Regions from separate parts of the Mus musculus genome. Here regions 2 and 3 are each linked to region 1. A link is a contact called in ENCODE Hi-C data. All regions are on one chromosome and are shown on one strand. Each heading gives the region's core, a stretch centred on a gene start or an enhancer-like site at or near the end of the contact. The rest is flanking DNA. Distances are from core to core; before and after follow the strand shown. Region 1 holds the start of Sp9 (trans-acting transcription factor 9). Region 2 holds the start of Dlx1 (distal-less homeobox 1). Region 3 holds the start of Hoxd9 (homeobox D9).

What was found. A loop is a pair of places that touch in the nucleus more often than their neighbours do.
Region 2: a loop to region 1 is called in a map of left cerebral cortex, with 12 times the contacts of the local background. The contact joins the promoter of Dlx1 here to the promoter of Sp9 in region 1. A Hi-C loop is called at or near these places in 17 of 37 maps with a recorded cell type or tissue (ES-E14, T-helper 2 cell, adrenal gland and 3 more).
Region 3: a loop to region 1 is called in a map of heart, with 8 times the contacts of the local background. The contact joins the promoter of Hoxd9 here to the promoter of Sp9 in region 1. A Hi-C loop is called at or near these places in 5 of 37 maps with a recorded cell type or tissue (heart and left cerebral cortex).

The regions. Positions count from the first base shown.
Region 1 is chr2:73,269,269-73,274,143 of GRCm38, reverse strand. Sp9 (trans-acting transcription factor 9) reads right to left here and starts at 2,218. Exons shown (of 2, transcript NM_001005343.2): 1 at 2,053-2,218; 2 at 1-1,019. The coding sequence starts at 2,073.
Region 2 is chr2:71,526,845-71,531,719 of GRCm38, reverse strand. Dlx1 (distal-less homeobox 1) reads right to left here and starts at 2,275. Exons shown (of 3, transcript NM_010053.2): 1 at 1,414-2,275; 2 at 564-763. The coding sequence starts at 1,726. It also overlaps Dlx1as.
Region 3 is chr2:74,695,533-74,700,407 of GRCm38, reverse strand. Hoxd9 (homeobox D9) reads right to left here and starts at 2,645. Exons shown (of 2, transcript NM_013555.4): 1 at 1,575-2,645; 2 at 200-1,228. The coding sequence starts at 2,352. The coding sequence ends at 987.

The DNA.
Region 1 (4,875 bases), core at 969-3,468:
GACGTCTTGCCGTACACCTTGCCACAGCCCGGGATGTGACAGCTGTGCAGCCCCTTGCGGCGTAGGCTCGCCCCGGCCGGACCCAGCCGCTCGGCCTCCTGGCAGTTGGGGCAGTCGCAGGTGGCGCGGCCCGAGTAGCGACGGGCGGAGCGCGCCGAGCTGCCCCCGGCGGCGGCCGCCGCTGCGCCCGAAATCATAGCGCTGGCGGCCGCCGCGGCCACCGCTGCGCTGGAGTCCGAGTAAGAGGGCAGCACCGGCTTGAAGCCGTCCTGGGCCAGCAGGTGCTGGCTGGTGGAGAGCAGGTGCGAAGCGGCGGCGGCCGACGAGCCGAGGCCGGTGGAGCTGAAGGCCGAGTGCGTGAGCGAGCTGAAGTCGGGGTTGTAGGTGCCCAGCTGAGAGTGCAGCGAGGCCTGGGGGGCGCCCGAGTGCAGCGAGCTCTGCAGCCCCCCGGCGGGGTTCTGCACCTCCAGCCAGGACCCAGGGCTGCTGTGCACGTCCCACCACGATGACGCCGCGCCGTTGGTCACCTCGCCCGCCGCTAGGGTCGAGTGGAAGCCCGACTTGTACCACGACTCGTACGGGTGCGCCATGCCCACGCGCGGGTACAGACCGTCGGCCGCCGTCGTGTGCACCTTGGAGATGAAGGCCGACTGGCCGCCCGCCTCCTGCGGGGACACGCCGGCCGCCGCGGCCGCCGCCGCCGCCGAGTTGGAGAAAAGGCCGCCATAGTCGCTGCTGAAGGCGGACGACGTGGGGGACGTGGAGGCCAGGCAGAAGGCGCTGTTGGCGGCTCCCGAGCCACCCGCCAGGCTGCCCGAGCCGCGGCCGCCCGTGGCCACAGCGAAGCCGGAGAGACTGGAGCCGAGGTTGCAGCTGGACGAGGAGCGCTTCCAGGGGTGGAAGCCGCCTTTGGCGAAGGCGCTGGACTCGGGCAGGGTCGTCAGGGGGCTCGTGTTGCCGATCTTGTTGCAGGTCGCCGCCAGCATGGCCAACGGGGTCGTTCCGAAGCGTGGCTCTTCCTAGAGTGGGTGGGGTGAAGGAGGGAGCGAGGAGGAGGAGGAGGAGGGCAGGGAGAAGTGGGGGAAGACACAAAGTGCACCGGTGAGCAGCCTCGTTCCCCCCGCGCAGATCCCGGAGGGCCCTGGCACCCCGGCTCGCGCCTCCTCCCCGCACGCTGGCGGGGGACGCGCCGCGCCCCGCGCAGGACAGAGGCGACCACGAGCGAGTAGGAAAGTTGTTCCTCAGTGAGACTATAGATCAGAAATGCCTCGGTTTTCGCCACTTCGTTCGCTGCCACCCTTGTCTAGAATCAGACTTGGGTTGACGCCATAAGCCCGCTCATCTCCCAGAAGCTCCCAAGTCGCCCTTCCGGGTGTAGCACGAAGGTAAACACACACAAGAAATAACGGGTGAGGGCGGGGGGTGGTGGCCAAAACAGCCACCCAGTGCTGGAAGAAACTCTTAGAACATTCCTCGAATGAGTGGCTACGACTTGGCTATTTTCTTTTATAGTTCAGAAACGTAGTTTTGATATTTACACAACGCACACGATTACAAAAAGAATCCAAGTATAAGCGGCTTTCAAAGTCAAGGGCAAACTGGGGAGCCACGCTAATGTAAGTGTTTATTAATGTAACTTCGTGGCCTGCAAAACAAGACTTTCCAGAAAACACTGTAATGTAATGCAACAACCCCCAAACCAAGTGGCGGGGGGTGGGGTTGGGAGTGGGGGAGTGATGTTAAAATCAAGAAGGGAAGAAAAGAAACATTCGGCTTTGCCTCAAAAACCAGTTAAAAGGGAACTTGCTTAAGACATTCTTTTCTTGCAAAGGCAAAAGGTCCCAGGTTCCAATAACTTGAAAAGATCGGTTCCAGAAATGTAGAAAATGCTAAAAGGAAACCAGAGCTGTGGTATAGCAACAGTTTCTTGAGAGATTCTGGCCCAGAGAAGCCATAAGAAAACAAAACAAAAACAAAAAACCACCACCAACAACACAAAAACAAAACAAACAAAAATGAGCAAAGCCTTTGCAGCGAGTCTTTTTCACTTACCCCAAGTATAGACGTGGCCATAGCAGGTTTTGGGCTGCGCGGCGAGGCCCGGAGCGGTGTTAAGCCTGGCGGCTGCTGGGAATCACGATTCAGGTCCCGCGCGGCTCCCGCGTCCCGCGCTCGCGCCGAGCGGACTCTGGGCTCCCGCCGGCAAAACTCAGCCTAAGTGCGAGGAGCACCCGCTTTGAAGTGCCGCTGGCTGCGCCTCTCGCCCAATGAGGGCGCAGGCAGAGCAGACGGGAGCTGCCCCGCAGCCAATCAGACGCTCCGAGGGGCCCGAGCCCGGGCTCCTGGCGCGTGCCAGTCAAGTCTGCGGGCGTGGGTGGGAGGGGGGCGGGCTAGGGACAGAAGAAATTACAGTGCAATTAAAAATTTACACACACTCACGTACCAAGCCAGGTTTAAGTACTGTTGAGACCAAGCCGCAGGCCCCCACCACTCCCACCACCCTGGCCACCTTGCTACGTAGGGCTGACAGTCTTCACTCTCCACTTGTGGGAAAGAAGCAGGAGAGGGACACCCCGGCCTAGGGCACAAGCAGAAATGGTCTGCGTTCACTTTGTGTGTACACGTTGTTGCTGCGAAGAACTTGAACTTGTAGCCATCACTCTTGCGATGGATTTATCCTTGTCGTGGTCGTTTTCCCAGATTCCTGCTCCCACCGTACTCTTTTTATACTCAGAGTCCTATTGAGCAGAGGGCGCAAAGGACAGCTGGGCCTCTCCAGGCAGGTCTACACCCACAGACTTGTTAGGAGAGCCCAGAGCCTGCTGCATCCCGCCATTTCCCTCCAGCGGTCTAAGTGACTTCCTAATTGTCGCTCTGGCCTCTGACCCAGGGGGTAATACAAGTGCCTATCACACCAGAAGCTCCTGGTGGTAATTGAGGGCACCCTTTGTATGGCTTCGCCAGCGCCTAGATACCAGGTTAACCCAGTTGTCAAATATGACTAAACAGTGGGACGTGCTGATTATCTGCCAGGTTTTTCTGGGGGCTGGCGTGGGGGTGGGAAGCATCAGCCCATACAACACTCTGCACGAAGCCGCTTATTTTCACATTGTAACAACTTTGGAAACGGAGACCGGCGCGAGCGGCGTCCGCCCCCCCACCGCCACCCCCGCCGAAGCTGCAGCTTGCACCGCTGTTTGTTTAACCCGGTGGAGATTTGCATGTCGGATTTCAGGTTGAAGTCGAGTTTTAGGGGATGTTTATAGAGTCATTTTTCTTGCTTCAGATTCAAACTATCTCCACTGCAGACTGCTAGGGCCTAGAAACTCCGTCTTCAGGGCCAAGGGACTCCAAAGGAAGGCTCATCTTCATCAGGCACCCTGCTGACACAGCCTTTGGAGGACCTCTCCGGAGCCTTCACCGAGAGAGTCTGCGAAAGCCAGGCCACACGTGGGCGCCTCCGCCTTCTGCAAGCTGGAAGCATCTTCAAAGCCTCTCTGGACCTTGGTGTAAAAAGAGGTGTCCTCACGCATCGCAAGGCGCCGCCGCTGGAGGGTTTCCTGTTTCTGGGCATTACTTTTGTCTTTTCCAGGGTAGCCAGAGGCAGCTTTTGAACTAGAAATACCAGCGCCCTCAGGCAGGTCTGGATACTTAAACGTGTAAGCACGTCCCCCCTCCAAACCACATCCTGCTTTTTAAAATAATAACTCCCAACCCTAAATGATCGGGTGCAAAAGACAATTTGTCGGGGGAACGACAAGTCAGGAGGATGTGAAGTTGTTTTTCCAGGTTGAGTTCATTTGCAAGATCTCTAGGCCCAAAAGTAAGTCCACCGCAAGACTTCTCTCTCACCTTAAGGTGGAAGACCAGGCCTGCACGCACCGGCTCTTCGTGAATGGGGAGAGCTTATGTGGACGTCGCCTTTCCCTAGACTATTTTTGCTCAGAATGCCTTTAAAAGAAAACTTTAAGGTGACAAAAGAAAAGGAGGAAAATGATGGCGGAAAAGGAGAAAAGAGAGGGATGAGCTGATCAGCTAGGAAGGAAGCTCTGCGTCCTAGGTGACTGAGATAAAAATCTAAGGGGGGGGGGGGCGTAAAGAAAGACAACGCGGTGGAAGGGGGCGGGTTACCAGGCTGCAGGACCAAGCCAGAAAGCCCAGCAGGGGGGACCCAGGAGCTGTTCCCAACAGGTGATTTCTGCCCTGGAAGGGGAGGCTGGCCCTCGGCTTCCCGTAGGGTCCTCGCGTCGATTTACTAATAGAGGGATTGTTAAGTGGCAGCGAGGCGTTTCCGATTCACCCTGGGCAGCCCGGGGAGGAGAAGTGCAGAGGGGTTCCCCACGACTTCTCCTCCCCAACCCACCCTCTTCTTAAGGAAACCTGACCAAGTCATAAATAAGACAACCCGAAAAGCCACTTGGCACTGGTAACATTTTTAAGCCCACCATTTAAACAGTTCTCACAGGCGTCTCGGGCTCGAGGCACCCGGATTCCTCCTCCTCCTCCTCCTCCTCCTCCTCCTCCTCCTCCTCCTCCTCCTCCTCCTCCTCCTCCTCCTCCTCCTCCTGCAGCAGTCCCCTCCCCCTCCCGCTGTTTTCCACGCAGTTCCAGCTGTCAGACTCTGGACGTGGGCTTTCGCATATTCCTAGACACACGCGTCCTCATCACAATAAAAGTTAGGGAAGTCTTCCAAAGGAATACAGACAATTCAACAATCCTGCCCGTTTCAACTCTAAGGTGGGGCTCAAAGAAAATCTTGGGGGGGGGGTTCCAGTTTTTTTCCCCTTCCGTCTGACAGATTTTTTTCATCTTCTAAAAAATCTAGTTTTTAAACAAAGATCAATGTGTTATGCTAAAGTGTTGAGCTGACTGTTA
Region 2 (4,875 bases), core at 1,026-3,525, 1.7 Mb after region 1:
TCGAATGCCTAGGAACTGCCCAGGGTCTTAGAGAAGTGCAGGAAGAAAAAAGAAAAATCTCACTTTTTTTTTCCCCCTTCTTCTTAAGGATCTGGAACTTGGGAAGTGAAGGGCCAGAGGGAAGGATCTGCCTCTGCCACCTCGCAAGAAGAAGGAGGTGGGGGAAGCAGGCTTAGGCCCAGGACCTGAGTGATTAGTGGCACACTTTAAAGGCTAAGGAAGATTAAATCCCCCTTCTATTGTTCCAGTTGTTCAGGCACGTGTGACCTCAGAACCTCCAAACAAAACGTCTGGGGAAATCCTTCCAGTTCCCTGCCTGGTCAGAAGACCAGGTAGCCTGCAGGTCAGAGAGTAGGGTCCGAGCTAGGGCAAACAGTTTGAGGGAGGAAGAGGAGACGCTGAAAGTCAGAGGTGGATACACACACACACACACACACACACACACACACACGGGTTGGGGGGCGGACTGTGACACCTAGAACCAGAGGCCCAGCGAACAAAAAATGTGAAGCCTGGGGCTGGAGCCCAGCTCCCGAGGCTTGTTTGGCAGAGCGGCCAGGTACCTGCGTCTGTGTGAGTCCCAAGGAGGCCGCCAGCTCCGCCCTCTCAGGCAGAGCTAAGTACTGAGTTTGTTGGAACCTCCGGTTCAAAGCCTGCAACTGCAAACTGGAATAAATTGTCCTGGGTTTACGGATCTTTTTCCCTTTGCCGTTAAAGCGCACCTCGCCGCCTTCCACCACCGTACTCTTCTCGGAGTCCGCCCCTGGAGGGACAACAGAAGCAGAGACCCTTGTTAATGCTGCACTGCCTTTAGTGAGGAGGGACGAGAATGAATGTCTATGGATGGGTTGGCAGAAGTAGGGTCCGGAAAAGAACGTTCAAGAAACCCTGAAAGACTGCGAAGGTCCCTCAAGGTCCGAGCGCACGTCCCTGGCTGCTGCAGACAGAATTGGGTCGTTCCCAAGAGCGCAGCTATTGCCTTTGCAGAGAAAGTTTGCTATTTTTTGCAGGCGGTAGTTGAGGTTTAATTACCCTTAATTGCATACATTGTTTATAGCGCTACGCAATAAATAATTACCGAGACTAATACGTGCACATGTGGGTTTCTGTTTTCCAGCAGGGCATTGTGTGCTCGGCGCACCGAGCGGCCCAGAGGCCCAGCCAGTGCCAGGAGACGCGCTCGGATTTATCCTTTGCTGGACAGTTGTAAATTGAATTGACTTATAATTTTTTTCTTTTCAGTGACAAGGATCCACAGATTGATATCCGAAACCTCTACTACTTCCGCGCTTTCCCCACCCCCACCCACCTCTCTACCCCACACTCTCTTGTCTTTTCTCTTTCCCCCTCCCCTTCTCCCCCTCTCTCCTATTCTCCTTCCCTTCTCTCCTTGTCCCTGGCAAGCGCACGTACCTGGGTCCTCCAGGCGGCTCTGGGCGAGGCTGGCGCTGCCGGGGTAGGACTGCACGGAACTGATGTAGGGGCTGGACGCGTGGCTGCTGACCGAGTTGACGTAGGGGTAGCCCAGCGGTCGGGAGAAGGATGAGGCCGAACTGTAGGCACCGTCGGGCTGCGAATGGCCCGCCGAGTGTAAACAGTGCATGGAGTAGTGCCCGTGGGACATGGGAGAAGGAGACATTTGCTGGTTGGGCGGCCCAAACTCCATAAACACAGCCTTGCCCGACACGGGGCTGTTGAGACTTTCTGGCATGGTGGTCATGGTCATCTCTTCTCGCGGGGTCTGGGTGTGGGTCTTTCTCTCCTCTGCTTCCCTTTTGGGGGTCTCTATGTTTCTCAGGACAGGAAGGAACCCAATTTAAGCGGAACAGGGGTTTTCACTTTCCATTCATAAGAAAATGGAGTTTGTCTCTTTGAAAAGTCTAAGCATGATGCTGCCGAGCTCCCCAAACTCGGTTCAAAGCTTTGACTCAGCCAAGGTCATAAATATTCATGAGCTGGTGGAGCTGATTGGTCGGCTCTCTTGCATAATCACCGGGGATTGGTCCGAGAAGCTCGGGCTCGGCTGGACTAGAGCGGGCGACGCGGCCCGGCCTGGGGAGAATCCGGTCCACACGTCCCGGCCGGGGCTCCTCTGCAACAGAGCGCGCGGAGCGGGACGCACAATGGGCTGCGGCGTCCGCGCAGGAACCTCGAAGGCGCGCGACTCCAGCCTCCCGCCTCCCTCGCGCGCTTCCCGCCCCAGAAACCAACCAGCCGCGCCCTGCCGTCGCCCTCCCCCTTGCTGTCCCCACCCTTCGCCCGCCCCCAACGCCTGGGACCCCGGACCACTTCTTCTTGAGGTCACCTAGTCCGGTGCGGAGCGCCGCTCCAGAGTCCGGCCGCGGTCTCTGGATCGCGGAGTCGCGCACTGGGCGACAACCCAGGTAGCCTGCAGCCAGCGGTCCTTCTGAGCGTCTTGTGCCTAGCTCAGCGCGCTCCAGGCCGCGCCTCCCAGGTTGGGGTTCTCTCGGCCACATCCCGGGGATCTGGGTTTGGGGGCCCTCTGGCCCAACTCACTCACTCGGCCGCCGCCCCGCCGTTGCCACCGTTCCCAGGGGCTTGCTCGCATCTCTCCAGGCCCAGCTGGCCACTCCAGCTCGAGGCTGCACGGGTCTGATCAAAGCAGTGCGCGTGGAGAGCCAGGAACCCACGCTTCTCCACCCAGGAAAGGCGGCCGCACCGCCTCCCCCCTCCTTTCCCTCCCAACCTTCCTGCCTCCCCCTCCCCTCTCCACTCCCCCTGAGCCACGAGCCCCGGGCTCACTCGCCCCGAGGGCGCGGCTCAGCGTGGAGTCCTGAGGGCCCGCAGTCGCCTGGTGGCTGGTGCATCGAACTCCTGCCAGGTGGTCATTTTCCGACCTCCTGGGGTCTGGCCAGAGTACTTGGGGTTTGGGAGTCCTAGGGAGACACCGACACCCTCAGCAAATCCTGATCAGTGGTAGGCTTGAATATTTGTGTTTAGATATGCCCCTCTCTGTCGCCCGATCTCTTCCTCACCTCCAGTGGCCAAAGCTGGAGCCTCCGGGCCCGGGGGTGAGGTGGGGAAGCTGGTGAAGGAAAGAGCTGCCAAAGCGCGCTGTCTACCATCTGGGTGCAAGTGTTGAAAAGTGCACAAAAGATTCTCTCGCACTCCACCCCCCCACTACTACCACACACCACCTCGCGTGGCGCAAACTACGCTGGTTGCTAGGGACTGTTGGTTCCCAATCCCGCCAGCCCCACGATGAATCCCAAATTACTTTGTTAGGTAATTAGAAAGTGTTGATAATTATTTCTTTCATAATTTAGCGGTGTGACGGGGACCGGGGGAAATGATCTTGTGAAAGTTCACACGTGCACACGTATTAGTTACTGATTCATTTGATTAAATGGTAGTCTCAAGTGCTCAGATCCGCAGCTGAAGGCGCCCCATTAGCATAACACTGATGTTTAATTTTCATACGCATAATTAGCCATATATTTAACACTAATAGCAACATGCAGCCTTTCAGCGTTAAACAGCCCGGGGATTTGATCTGGCCTGAGCTGAACCTGCGCCGCGGCACCTTCCCCTATCTGGAGTGCACAGTGATCACAGGGAGACCTCTGTAATCAAGCACATTTTGGCAGAGGGAACACCAATAAAAATGAACATTCAAAACAAATTACATCGGTGATGTCGTTACAGATATGAGTACAGGGGATTCATTCTCATTCTCTCTCTCTCTCTCTCTCTCTCTCTCTCTCTCTCTCTCTCTCTCTCTCTCTCTCTCTCTCTCTCCTTCAGCAGCAGCTCCTGCCTAAAGATTTCCTCTTCTGATTAAAGGCATGAGGCTGTGCGCAGAAACATTTCATGCAGCATGTTGGTTGGAGCAAAAGAGAAAAACAAAAGAAAGAGGAAAAAAACAAAACAAAAAACAACAGTCCAAAATTCGTAAACCAATAAAGGGTTTGCCATCGCCTGAAAGGTTTTTTGTTTTGTTTTTGTTTTTTCCTTAATCGCCAAACCACAAGGTGAGGCTTTGTAACACCAACCAACTAAGAACTCCAACTCGCCTCGTCCTGGTCTTCCTGTCGTACTCGCGATTTTAATAGCTCCTTCTTAGTGCCTGTTTTGGGGTGTGGAGTGCCGTCCTGTGCGCCCAACGCAGCCGCTTGGATGCCATCTGAACCGAAGGTCTCTTCGCCTTGCGGGCCTTGCCCATGTAAGTGATCGCTGCGGTTGTGCGCCGGGGTTGGGATGGGGAAAACTGGACTGGTGTCTCTTGGAATTTAGTGCAAGGTATGGGGACGTCGGATGGCCGGATTGCCTAGGACCAGTTTATCCCAGAGACTGGTTGGGTTGGGGAACCAGAGAGCGACCATGGGTCTACTAGGTGCTCTGTCCTTCCACTTAGCAGAGCAGGAGGCCAGGCTGGCTACTGGGAACGGGTGGGCACGATAGGGTTTCAGAGTCTGGCCACATTTAGAACTGAGCTGTGTGTAGGTGAGGGAGCACACTTGAGAATTATTTCCTAACTCAAGGAAGCAAGTCTTGGGAGAAACTGAGCCGGGTCCCTGAAAGAGTGTACAGGCCTCAGCAAACTTCAGGAAGTGAGATCTTATCTCTACTTTGTGAGTCCCGGTGTGCAGTCCTCCAACTGACCCAACTCTAAAGTGACACACCTGCTCCAAAATGCTCAGACCTTTGCCAGCCCAAGTATGAAAGGAACTTAGACTCTCCCATTGGTCCTGAAGGTTCCAGATCGGGAGCAGAACTCACGGGAGTCACCTCAGGAGCCAACAGCTCAGGTAGCCAGCTTACACTTCCTGTCTGGAATCCCTGCGGTTCAGGGTTAGGCGTCAGGTCAATTTAGTTGGTCAGCTGATGAGGAAGTGGAAGAGAGGAGGCTCTTAA
Region 3 (4,875 bases), core at 1,396-3,895, 1.4 Mb before region 1:
AGGATAGTGGAAGTACCAAGACACCTTCCAAAGTTGTGCTCTCCCGCCAGGTGTGCTTACACAATCGGAAGCTTCAAGGTGTCTCAGAGACCCTCCAGGTGCTCGGACCGCCAACCTTTAGCAACGTGTCCCTTTTCAGGGATGGGACAGTCTGATGATTATGTTATTTTGCAAAGACACAGAGAGCAGTCACACAACGTTCAGGGCCAGCGGCTGGGCTCCATTTGTTCAGATCAGCATTTATTTGTTGGAAGCGGTAACATTTACAACTGGTCCTCAGGCAGGAATATGGAAGGCAACCTCCCGAGGCCGCCCAATGGGAGCTCAGCCCTCCCGGGGAGAAAGTAGCTTCCCCGGTGCTCTGAGGACTAAGCCTATCCCCACCCCACCCCCAATCTCGCGCCCCAGGGCCCAAGGTTTCTCGGTAGGCCTCTGTGGAAGTCAGTCCGCCGGCTCCCCGAGGAAAGGGGTTTTCCTGCCTTGAGCAGCTGAGTTGGATTTTAGTTGGGAGAGCAGGGTGGGGGTGTCCACACTCTGTCTTCCTTCAGATTCTCGGAATTAGATCGTTGGCCCTGTTTGGGAGGCTGGATAGGGTGAGACTAAACTACAGCACTTTTCAGAAACATGAGGGACATTTACATAGAATAGGGCTCCATCAAGCCTGCGTGCACTCACAAAATATAGCATTTCCTAAGGAATCAGGGGAGCAGGGAAGGGAGGGAGTGGGACAGGACAAGACTCCAAAGCCACTTGGTTTCTCCAATACATATGCGAGCAAATACAGTGTCCCCCAGATAACTCACAGAGACCAACCACACAGTCACTTCTACCTAAAAAAAGAAGAAAGTCCGAGTCGCTGCAGAGTTTCTGAATCAAGCACCCACAAAGAAAACAAACAACAACAAAAAACAAAAAACAAAACAAACAAACAAACAAACAAAAAAACCCGCTGCCTTTTGAGTGCTGCAGGCCAGACCCGCACTGGGTCAGTCTCCTTTAGGGCACTTCTCCTTGCTCATCTTTTTCATTTTCATCCTACGGTTCTGGAACCAGATTTTGACTTGTCTCTCTGTAAGGTTCAGAATCCTGGCCACCTCGTAGCGCCGGTCCCGGGTGAGGTACATGTTGAAGAGGAATTCCTTCTCCAGCTCTAGCGTCTGGTATTTGGTGTAGGGACAGCGCTTTTTCCGGGTGGAGCGAGCGTGGATCCAGTTCGCTGCAGGGTTGTCTAGGAAGAGGGGGGTTTGCAGACAAGGGAGCGAGGGGCGGAGGGGAGGCAGGGAGAGACGACAGGGTGGGGAAGAGAGGTCGTTAAATTAATTTCACCAAGGATGGACGCTTTTCACAACTTGGGGGAATTATCATAAAAAGCCTTAATGCCCGCGCTCTGTTTACCGTACAAACCGCGCGCCCAAGGTAGGTGGTTATGGGAAGCTTTTTATGGATACGTGTTGCTCGCCTAGGCTTGGGTAGGCGTCTAGACGTTTTTATAGGTTAGTAAAACTATCAGTTTTGCACATTCGAGCCTTACAGGTTTCAGCAATAAATCAGGGGGCAATTTCTTTTGCACTTACTTGGGTCAAGTTGCTGCTGCGGCGGCTGCGGCGGCTGCTTCTCCTCCTCCTTCAGCGAGCAGCCCGGGCTCGGGTGATCGCTGCAAGCTGAGGGCTCGGACGAGCCTACCGCCCCTGGCCCGGTCCCGATTCCCACCCCGGGCCCGTTCCCTGTCGCCGCCGCTGCCTTGTCCCGCAGGAACGAGTTGCACGGGAATTCTGGGCCGCCGCTCCCCTGGGACTCGCGGGCCGCGGAGCACTCAGTCCTTTTGGAGGAGGAGGACGAGGAGGTGGAGGAGGAGGAGGAGGTGGAGGCTGCAGCGGGGGCCGGGGCCGCTCCGGTTTCAGGCTTAATCCCGTAGTGGCGCCCGTTGGCTGGGCCACCGGGGCTGGGAACGGGACCCGGGCCTCCGCCACCGCCGCCACCACTGCCACCGCCACCGCCTGCGCCGCCGGGGAAGCCGGGCAGCGGCTCCATCCAGGAGCGTACGTAGCGTCCCGGCTCGGCGGCAGCCAGGGGCGGCGGGGACACGTACGGGTGGTACAGGCCGCTCATCGTCGCCGCCGCCGGGGGCTGGGCGGCCACCGCGGACCACGAGGCGGAGAACACGGACGATTTGGGGGCAAAACTACACGAGGCGAACTCGGCGGTGGCGGCGGCTGGGCCATCGGCCACACCTGCGGGCCGGCCCTGTGTCCCCGGCCCCGGTGGCCCAAAGCGCGCGGCGAACACCTCGTCGCCCTCATGGCCTATGAGCGAGTCCACGTAGTAGTTGCTGAGGGTGCCACTGGACGACATGGTGAGGCGCCGCTCGCTCCCACCCAAGGTTCCACTGCCCACCGCCGAGCGGCTCCTCGCCGGCGCCCGAGCCGCCGACTAGTTCGCAGGCTGCAGCCACCACCATTGGTCGCGCGGCCCACGTGATCATATTTACCAATACCCGGAGTAAATCAGTCCGCTAAACTGGGGGCTGCTGTGATTTAAAAAAAAAAAAATCATCATCAACAGGAGCGTTGCAATTAGAGCTGCCGGGCCCAGGTCCACGCACCAGCCCGGCCTGGCCCGGCTCAGCCCGCCCTGGTGGCGGCGGCGGCCACAGGCCTAACTGCGGCCGCAGGAGGCGCTGGGGACTATTTGTTCATCTCTTCTTGCCTCTCTGGGTCCTGCGATCTCCACCCGGACTCTGGCTCTCCGACTCCTGGGCTCTGAGCCCTGGGCCGGGCTTCTAAGTCACACCTAGGCGATTATCCAAAGCCCCGGAGCAGTTGGAGGCTCCTGGGCCCGGGCTGCCCCAGGCAGGCTGGCCTTTAAGGGCGGACCCCTGTCGCCCAAAGGGAGTCGTTCTCCCCTCGCCTCTTTTCTTACCTAAACCCATCCCTACACACACACACACACACACACACACACACACACACACACACACTCACACAGCTTGGCGTGTTGTTTAAAACAGGTGGAAGACCTCTGTAATGATATTATGCCTTTCAATAAAAATTTTATGAGGTGTATTTGATTATAGATTAATGTGTCCCTAATAAAACGGACGGATGGAGCAGCTCGGAGTGCCCCTCCCTCTACCGCGCTCACACTCCCGGGGCAGCCACATGTAAACCCTCGACAAAAAGCTAGGCACACGCCCCGAGGCCCAGGGGGTGAGCTGGGTCAACTGGACTCTCGGGCCTGGTCCAGCTCAGCATGGCTTCCAAGGGGCGGCCTCCAAGGGCTGTCTCTCTGCCCTCGCATGGGTGGTGAGCACTGGAGTCCCAAGGAGCCGACAGTGATGGCCATGGTGCCTCATCTTTCCCCAGCCTTCTGGAATGGCCCTGCAAGAAAACATGCCACAGAGGGGAAAACCTAAAGGCCAGTGAGACCGGTTCTCACTAGCCGGAATTAGCCCAGCCTCAGAGAGGCCTGCAGGAACCGCATCTCCGAGGGTAGGTTCGCTGCGTGCCTTTCACACGTGCCTGCAAACGGATTCTGAAGATGTCTTCAAAATCCAGACGAAAGAACAGGTCCTTGATCCACCCCCTTTCCAGTTTTCCCCTTGAGAGGTAAGGCCGGGCAGCCTTGAATCTGAGAGAAATGCCCATTGTCACTCCCAAATCCATGGTACAAAGCCTGCCTGGGAGCCGAGACAAAAGCCGCACGCCAGCGGCGGCTGAGAGGACATATTCCTCGCTCTACAAGTTGCCCAGAGCACCCTTGGAGGGCTCCCAACCCACCTCTAGCCCCGCCAAGAAAGGGGGTAAATGGCTACTTAGGACCTGATTGATTGCCTTGGCGAATGGCTTTCTGATTTTGTTTCAGGGGGCCTGCCCTTTCCTGTAGCACAGGTTTCCCCCCATCAGCAACTAATGGCGCTCCCCACATCGCTGGGAGAAACGCAGAGGTTAAAATCACTCTACTTCTTTTGCCCATCCAAGGTAAGTCAGGGGCAAATTTATTCCAGTCCTCTCAAGCTAGAATGGAATCAGACACTTCTCTCTCTCTCTCTCTCTCTCTCTCTCTCTCTCTCTCTCTCTCTGCTAGCCTCAGAAAAATACGTCCCTAAAGGGATCTGTCTTGGAATTTGAGAGGATTTGGGGTCTGGGAGAGGAGGTTTAAAAAAATCAGTACCGAGCATCCCAAAGACTGTCTGGATGGGGCGAGGCAGCTCAGAGACGCTGAATGCACCGTTCTTTGGGAGGAAAAGGGCCTGTGTTGGGGGGGGGGGGATCCTGTTTTGTGAAATTCTTTGAAGATGGGTTAAAAACCACAGGCCAGACTTGGGGCAACGAGTTCAGTCACCTCTTCCCTTTTTCCTGGTAGCACAAGATGAATGTGGGCTCAATGACAGGGATTCTACAGACGTTGGTTTGAATTTTCCAACCCATGTATGTAAAAGGCCCATTGGACAGACTTGTTGAGCAGTCATGGTCACTTGCAACTGCTTTCAGTCACCTGACAGCTCAGACACAGTGGCTGCAAATGAACATTTTGTAATTAAATAGTGAGAGATTTGACTGGGGGAATAGTTTCATTTTTTTCCTTTAAATAGTTACTGTGGGCCACTCAAAGGCAATGGCAGAATATTAATCCTTTTCAGAAAGGAACCAAGGTAGAATAAAATGAGAAAACTCACCCAACCTTGGCTTCACTGGGTCTGGTTGTCTTGAGCTTGGGGCGGGTGGGAAAGAGAAAGGGACTTGGGGGGGCACAATTGGATCCAGTGCCCTGCTAAGCTGTTGCTTGTTCCTGCAATGGAGGCCAGCCAGGTTCCAGGTGGGCATTACTAGTTTCAACCTAGCCCCTGAAGATGGCTTCCCCAGCCAGAAGTCACCA